Linked DNA regions of Homo sapiens: region 1 is linked to region 2. A link is a contact called in ENCODE Hi-C or POLR2A ChIA-PET data. All regions are on one chromosome and are shown on one strand. Each heading gives the region's core, a stretch centred on a gene start or an enhancer-like site at or near the end of the contact. The rest is flanking DNA. Distances are from core to core; before and after follow the strand shown. Region 1 holds the start of SNHG12 (small nucleolar RNA host gene 12). Region 2 holds the start of DHDDS (dehydrodolichyl diphosphate synthase subunit).

Region 1 (2,724 bases), core at 87-2,586, 2.2 Mb before region 2:
GTCACCATGCCTGGGTAATTTTTTTTTTTTGTATTTTTAGTAGAGATGGGGTTTTGTCATGTTGGCCAGGCTGGTCTCTAGTTCCTGATGTCAGGTAATCCACCTGCCTTGGCCTCCCGAATTGGTGGGAGCTACTGCGCCTGGGAGATATACATTTTTTCTTAATGGTTTTTTGACAGCTTTATTGAGGCATAATTGACACAGAATAAACTGCACAAGCCTGGGCGAAAAAGCGAGACTTCATCTCCAAAAAAAAAAAAAAAAGTTTAATAATTTTACTTTTTTTCTTTTTTTTTTGAGACGGAGTCTCGCTCTTGTCGCCCAGGCTGGAGTGTAATGGCTCCATCTTAGCTCACTTCAACCTCCGCTTCCCAGGTTCAAACGATTCTCCTGCCTCAGCCTCCCAAGTAGCTGGGATTACAGGCGCCTGCCACCACGCCCAGCTAATTTTTGTATTTTTAGTAGAAACGGGTTTTCACCATGTTGGCTAGGCTGGACTTGAAATCCTGACCTCAGGTTATCTGCCCCCTCGGACTCCCAAAGTGCTGGAATTACAGGTGGGAGCCACCGCGCCCAGCATAATTATTAAGCTTTTAAAGCGTAAACAAACGGCCGGGCGCGGTGGCTCGTGCCTGTAATCCCAGCACTTTGGGAGGCCGAGGCGGGTGGATCACGAGGTCAGGAAATCGAGACCATCCTGCCCAACATGGGGAAACCCTGTCTCTACTAAAAATACAAAAAATTAGCCGGGCGTGGTGGCGGGCGCCTGTAATCCCAGCTACTTGGGAGGCTGAGGCAGGAGAATGGCGTGAACCCGGGAGCGGGAGCTTGCAGTGAGCTGAGATGGCGCCACTGCACTCCAGCCTGGGCGACAGAGCAGCTCCGTCTCAAGAAAAAAAAAAAAAAGCATAAACTACAAAAAAAAAAATTGACTCTTAGACTTCATAAAAATTAAAAAACTTTTAGCAGGCTGGCTGGCGTGTGGAGACCAGACTGTCGGGAGCAACAGCAGGATCTGGGAGATAAGAGACTATTGCTATCATCTGGGTCAACGATTAGGGTAACATCAGTGGAAGGGGTAAGAAACAGTCAGATTATTGATACATTTTAAAGGTAGAGCACACAGGAGTTGCTGATGGCTTGGACATGTGATGTTAGAGAAAGAGAGGAGTCCAGGACCACAGGCATGCGCCCCCACGACCTGCTAAAGTAGTACTTACTTTTTATTTTATTTTATTTTTTTGAGACAGAGTCTCGTTCTGTTGCCCAGGCTAGAGTGCAGTGACGCGATCTCGGCTCTCTGCAAGCTCCGCCTCCCGGGTTCACGCCATTCTCCTGCCTCAGCCTCCCGGGTAGCTGGGACTACAGGCGCCCGCGACCACGCCCGGCTAATTTTTTTTTGTATTTTTTTTTAGTAGAGACCGGGTTTCGCCGTGTTAGCCAGGATGGTCTCGATCTCCTGACCTCGTGATCCACCCGCCTTGGCCTCCCAAAGTGCTGGGATTACAGGCGTGAGTAACCGCACCCGGCAGTAGTACCTACTTTTTAAAGTGTAAGCAAGGAAAGTTGGCCCGCACCTGTAGTCCCATCTACCTGGGAGGCTGAGGTGGAAGAATTGCTTGAGCCCAGTTGGTCGAGGCTGCAATGAGCCTTGATCACGCCACTGCACTCCAGCCTGGGCAACAGAACAAGACCCTGTCTCAAACAAAAAAGTGTATGTAAGAATAAAAATTAATAGATTAGGCACAGGATGGGTGTTTAATTCTCGGCAATCACCACTAAGTTTTCATACTGAGGCTTATTCATTCCATGGGCAAAACATTGCGCTATGTGTGGTGCCTGGGGTGGGCTCCAAATTCCAGTCCTCTCCTCGCTTGCGATAGCTGTGTGATCCATTCCTAAGTTTCCTTATTTGTCCACAGAGCGTACACAGGGTTTTTATGAAAACTAGATCAGATAATCAGACACAGTTAAAATAGCACGCGCTCAGTAAAATTACATATTAGTGGAAGAGACAAGCCTTGAATAAATCGCCTTTCGGGGAGTATGACCCCCTCCCCGAAACCCACTCAGGCGCTGCTCGCTCGCACGCCCACTGAGCTCGGAGCGGAGCCCGAGCCCTTTCCCAGCACACAGGGTTCATTTCCAGACTGAAAGACATCCCAGAGACAACTCCAGAGGCCAAGGCGGGTCGGCTTCCTGCGTGGGCCCAGCGCCGGGCACTGAAAGGTGAAGGCGCTTCTTCCGCTCGGAGGAAAGCCTCTGGCGGTTCTCGCTTCGCGGGCTCGGGATGGACACGCGCGTAGGGCTGGGGAGGTGACGCGCGGACAACGCCGGGGCGAGCAAACTACAACTCCCAGGCAGCTGTGCGCCACGCGGGCGGCCTACTGTCGGGTGTGGCCGCGAGGGGCGGCCTATATAAGCTCTTGCTCGCGGCTTCAGCGCCCTTTCTCCCCGCCGCATTCCCGGTGTCGACTTACTAGCTGCAAGCCTCTGCCTGCCTTCCTGCGCGCCGTTCCCCGCTAGTCGCTGCTGCTGGCGCGCACTCGCCGGGTTTTTCCTCCCACGGCCTCGAGATGGTGGTGAATGTGGCACGGAGGAGCCGGGCCTTCCAACCCGGTGGGCCCGAGCTCCGAAAGGCCCCCTCGGCAGTGAGAGGGGCGGGAGCCCGCGGGGGCCGCGCCCTTCTCTCGCTTCGGACTGCGCAACGCTGCGCTCTGGGCT
Region 2 (2,846 bases), core at 151-2,650:
TTTGTCTGCGTCTAGAGCCCAAACTCTTTTTTTTTTTTTTTTTTTGAGACAGAGTCTTGTTCTGAACTCTTTTTTTTGAGACAGTCCCGTTCTGTCACCCAGGCTGGAGTGTGGTGGCACAATCATGACTCACTGCAGCTTTGACCTGGGCTCAAGAAATTCTCCCACTTCAGCCTTCCGAGTAGCTGGGACTACAGGTGCACACCACCAAGCCCTGCTATTTTTTTAATTTTTTGGAGAATCGGGGTTTTGCCATGTTGCCCAGGCTGGTCTCAACTCCTGAGCTCAAACAATCTGCCCACCTCAGCCTCCCAAATTGCTGGGATTACAGGCGTGAGTGACCGGGCCCAGCTCTACTGACAGATCAAAGAATATATCAAAGATTAACCTATTTAAATCAAGAAGACAGTACATGGAACAATGGATCAATGTTCCAGGGAAACAAATTTCAGTTCTCTATAAAGAATACTTAGCAGTCTAGGCTGCCCAGTGACATTAAGAGGCCTGGGCTTCCAGAAAATATCAGAGTTAGGACAAAAGTCTACCAGAAATGTAGACCTGGAAGTTACCATTCTAAGACTCTTTGGTTTCCTTGCTAAATTCCACTTAACATCATGAATTGCACTTAACATCATCAACTTTAATAACAGGTTTTTATATAAGATTATCCAACTGACCAGAAGGCCAACCGGTGCTCTGGGCCATTGCTCACCTTTATGATGTTGGCACAGAACCGCTCCCAAAGTGACAGCTCTCCTTCCTTGATCCATGACATAGTTCTTTTCCAGTCAGAAGATCACTCCAGAACAAGCAAACACCAGCCAGGTAATCTTGGATAAACAAGAAAGAAAATAAGAAGTCACCAAGGTTTGCGAAGAGCTATAACTGACTTCTGGGGAATCAGATGGACTATGGAGAGCAGCCAGCATTAGAATCCAAAGACACTGGTCTAAGCCTATAATCTTTTACCACCCAGAGTTTTATAACGCAATGTGACCTCTGGAGGCAAAAGCCTTTCCTCGGTTCTCCTGGCTTTGCAGACTTCTTCCCATTCCCATTTCCTCCGTATCTGCACTGACTTCTTCTGAACATCTAAGTCGGTTTCCTGCCACATCATGGTGCCCACATCTTGATCATTCCCCGTTTCTTCCTTCTCCATCTTCCCCTAAGCTGTTTCCAACTCTGTGCTCCCAGTTACTAACTCCTTCAGTTATCGCACGCCTAGTACTTCACGCCTCAGTGGTCTCCTGATTATTCCCTCAGTCGTCCCTTTGCTTCTCCCGCAGCTGCTCCCCGCCCAGTCACCCTCTTCTCCTCTAGTTCACCCCTTCAGTTCAGTGGCACCTGATTAGCTCCGCTGGGCGCGTCCCCACGGCTTCAGTGGGCCGGCACTTCCTCATGACGTGGCGCTGGCAGAACACGTCATCTTTGGGCGCTGCGACACGCCCCTTCCGTCACCCAAACTGAGGGGACCCTGCCCTGCGCCTGCGCCTGCGAGCTAGTGGGAGGGCGGTTCTCAGTCCCGCGGGGTGTGGAAGCCGGCGCGGGTGAGAGCCAGGCTCACGTGACCGAGCGGGGCGGGAGGCTGGGCTCCAGGCCACGTGCTGGGAGACCAGCTGGGGAAGACAGGGTTGAGCCCAGCGTTGGGAGCGGAGGCGTCTGGAAAACGCGCCAGGGAAATGAGCCAGGGGCAAGAATCGAGGCGCTTCTCGGCCGTCGAAGGCAGCTTAGGACTGCTGAGAGACTGGGTAAGGCAGCGTCCTTACCTTGGAATGCCGCAGAACCGGGCTTCATTAGAGCACTGGTGCATACTCTTAAAAATTATCTCGTTACCGTTTCGTATTTTATTTAGTGGATTTAATCGTCTGGGAAGGAGTTTCTAGCCGCAGCCAATCTTACAGACGCGCAGAATATTAATCTATTTTGTGCCGACTTAAGGCACGCATATTTTAGGATTTGTGGATTCCCAAGACCTATCCCAACGAACTCAAGAGAAGGGGTAAGGCCAGAAAGATTTCTGCCATAAGAATGACTTCTAGGCCAGGCGCGGTGGCTCACGCCTGTAATCCCAGCACTTTGGGAGGCCGAGGCGAACGGATCACCTGAGGTCAGGAGTTTGAGACCAGCCTGACCAACATCGTGAAACCCCGTCTGTACTAAAAATACAGAAAATGAGCCGGGCGTGGTGGCGGGCGCCTGTTATCCCAGTTACTCGGGAGGGTGAGGCAAGAGAATCGCTTGAACCCGGGAGGCGGAGGTTGCGGTGAGCCAAGATCAGGCCACTGCACTCCAGCCTGGGCAACAGGAGCGAAACTCTGTCTGAAAAAAGAAAAAAAAAAAAAGCATGACTTCTAAAATAACAGAAAGGTGCTCGCTTTGGCAGTACATAAATGAAAATAACAGAAATTAACCCTGGTAGAAAAGTTAAGGGCATTAGCTCTACTGAACCTTTACGAAAAAAAGGGTTGCAAGAATTCTAGGCTCACAAAACAAATTTGTAGTTCAATTTTCTCAAAATTGAAAGAGGAGGAAAAAATTCTTTACAGATTCTTATACAACCAGTATTATTTTTATTTATTTATTTATTTATTTATTTATTTAGAGACGGAGTCTGGCTATGTCGCCCAGGCTGGAGTGCAGTGGCGCGATCTCGGCTCACTGCAGCCTCCGCCTCCCGGGTTCAAGCGTTTCTCCTGCTTCATCCTCCTGAGTAGCTGGGACTACAGGCGCGTGCCACCAAGCCTGGCTAATTTTTGTATTTTTAGTAGAGACAGGGTTTCACCATTTTGGCCAGGATGGTTTTGATCTCTTGACCTCGTTATCTGCCTGCCTAGACCTTCCAAAGT

What was found. Hi-C counts contacts between places; a loop is a spot of excess contacts on that map. ChIA-PET counts read pairs that join two places held with the same protein, here RNA polymerase II (POLR2A). Pooled maps may share reads with other maps.
Region 1: a pooled map shows a loop between it and region 2 (5-fold over the local background). The contact joins the promoter of SNHG12 here to the promoter of DHDDS in region 2. A Hi-C loop is called at or near these places in 1 of 50 pooled maps. POLR2A ChIA-PET finds 5 or more read pairs at or near these places in 3 of 52 experiments (B cell, CD4-positive, alpha-beta T cell and activated B cell).

Annotation. Positions count from the first base shown.
Region 1 is chr1:28,581,595-28,584,318 of GRCh38, reverse strand. It overlaps SNHG12 (small nucleolar RNA host gene 12), which reads left to right and starts at 1,336. Exons shown (of 6, transcript NR_146382.1): 1 at 1,336-2,229. RefSeq lists an enhancer at 2,169-2,724.
Region 2 is chr1:26,430,875-26,433,720 of GRCh38, reverse strand. It overlaps DHDDS (dehydrodolichyl diphosphate synthase subunit), which reads right to left and starts at 1,400. Exons shown (of 9, transcript NM_205861.3): 1 at 1,345-1,400; 2 at 713-830. The coding sequence starts at 775. LOC124903883 (a long non-coding RNA gene) reads left to right here and starts at 1,484. Exons shown (of 2, transcript XR_007065557.1): 1 at 1,484-1,748; 2 at 2,603-2,846. RefSeq lists enhancers at 1,081-1,570, 1,108-1,644, 1,671-1,730, 1,801-1,860, 1,645-2,181.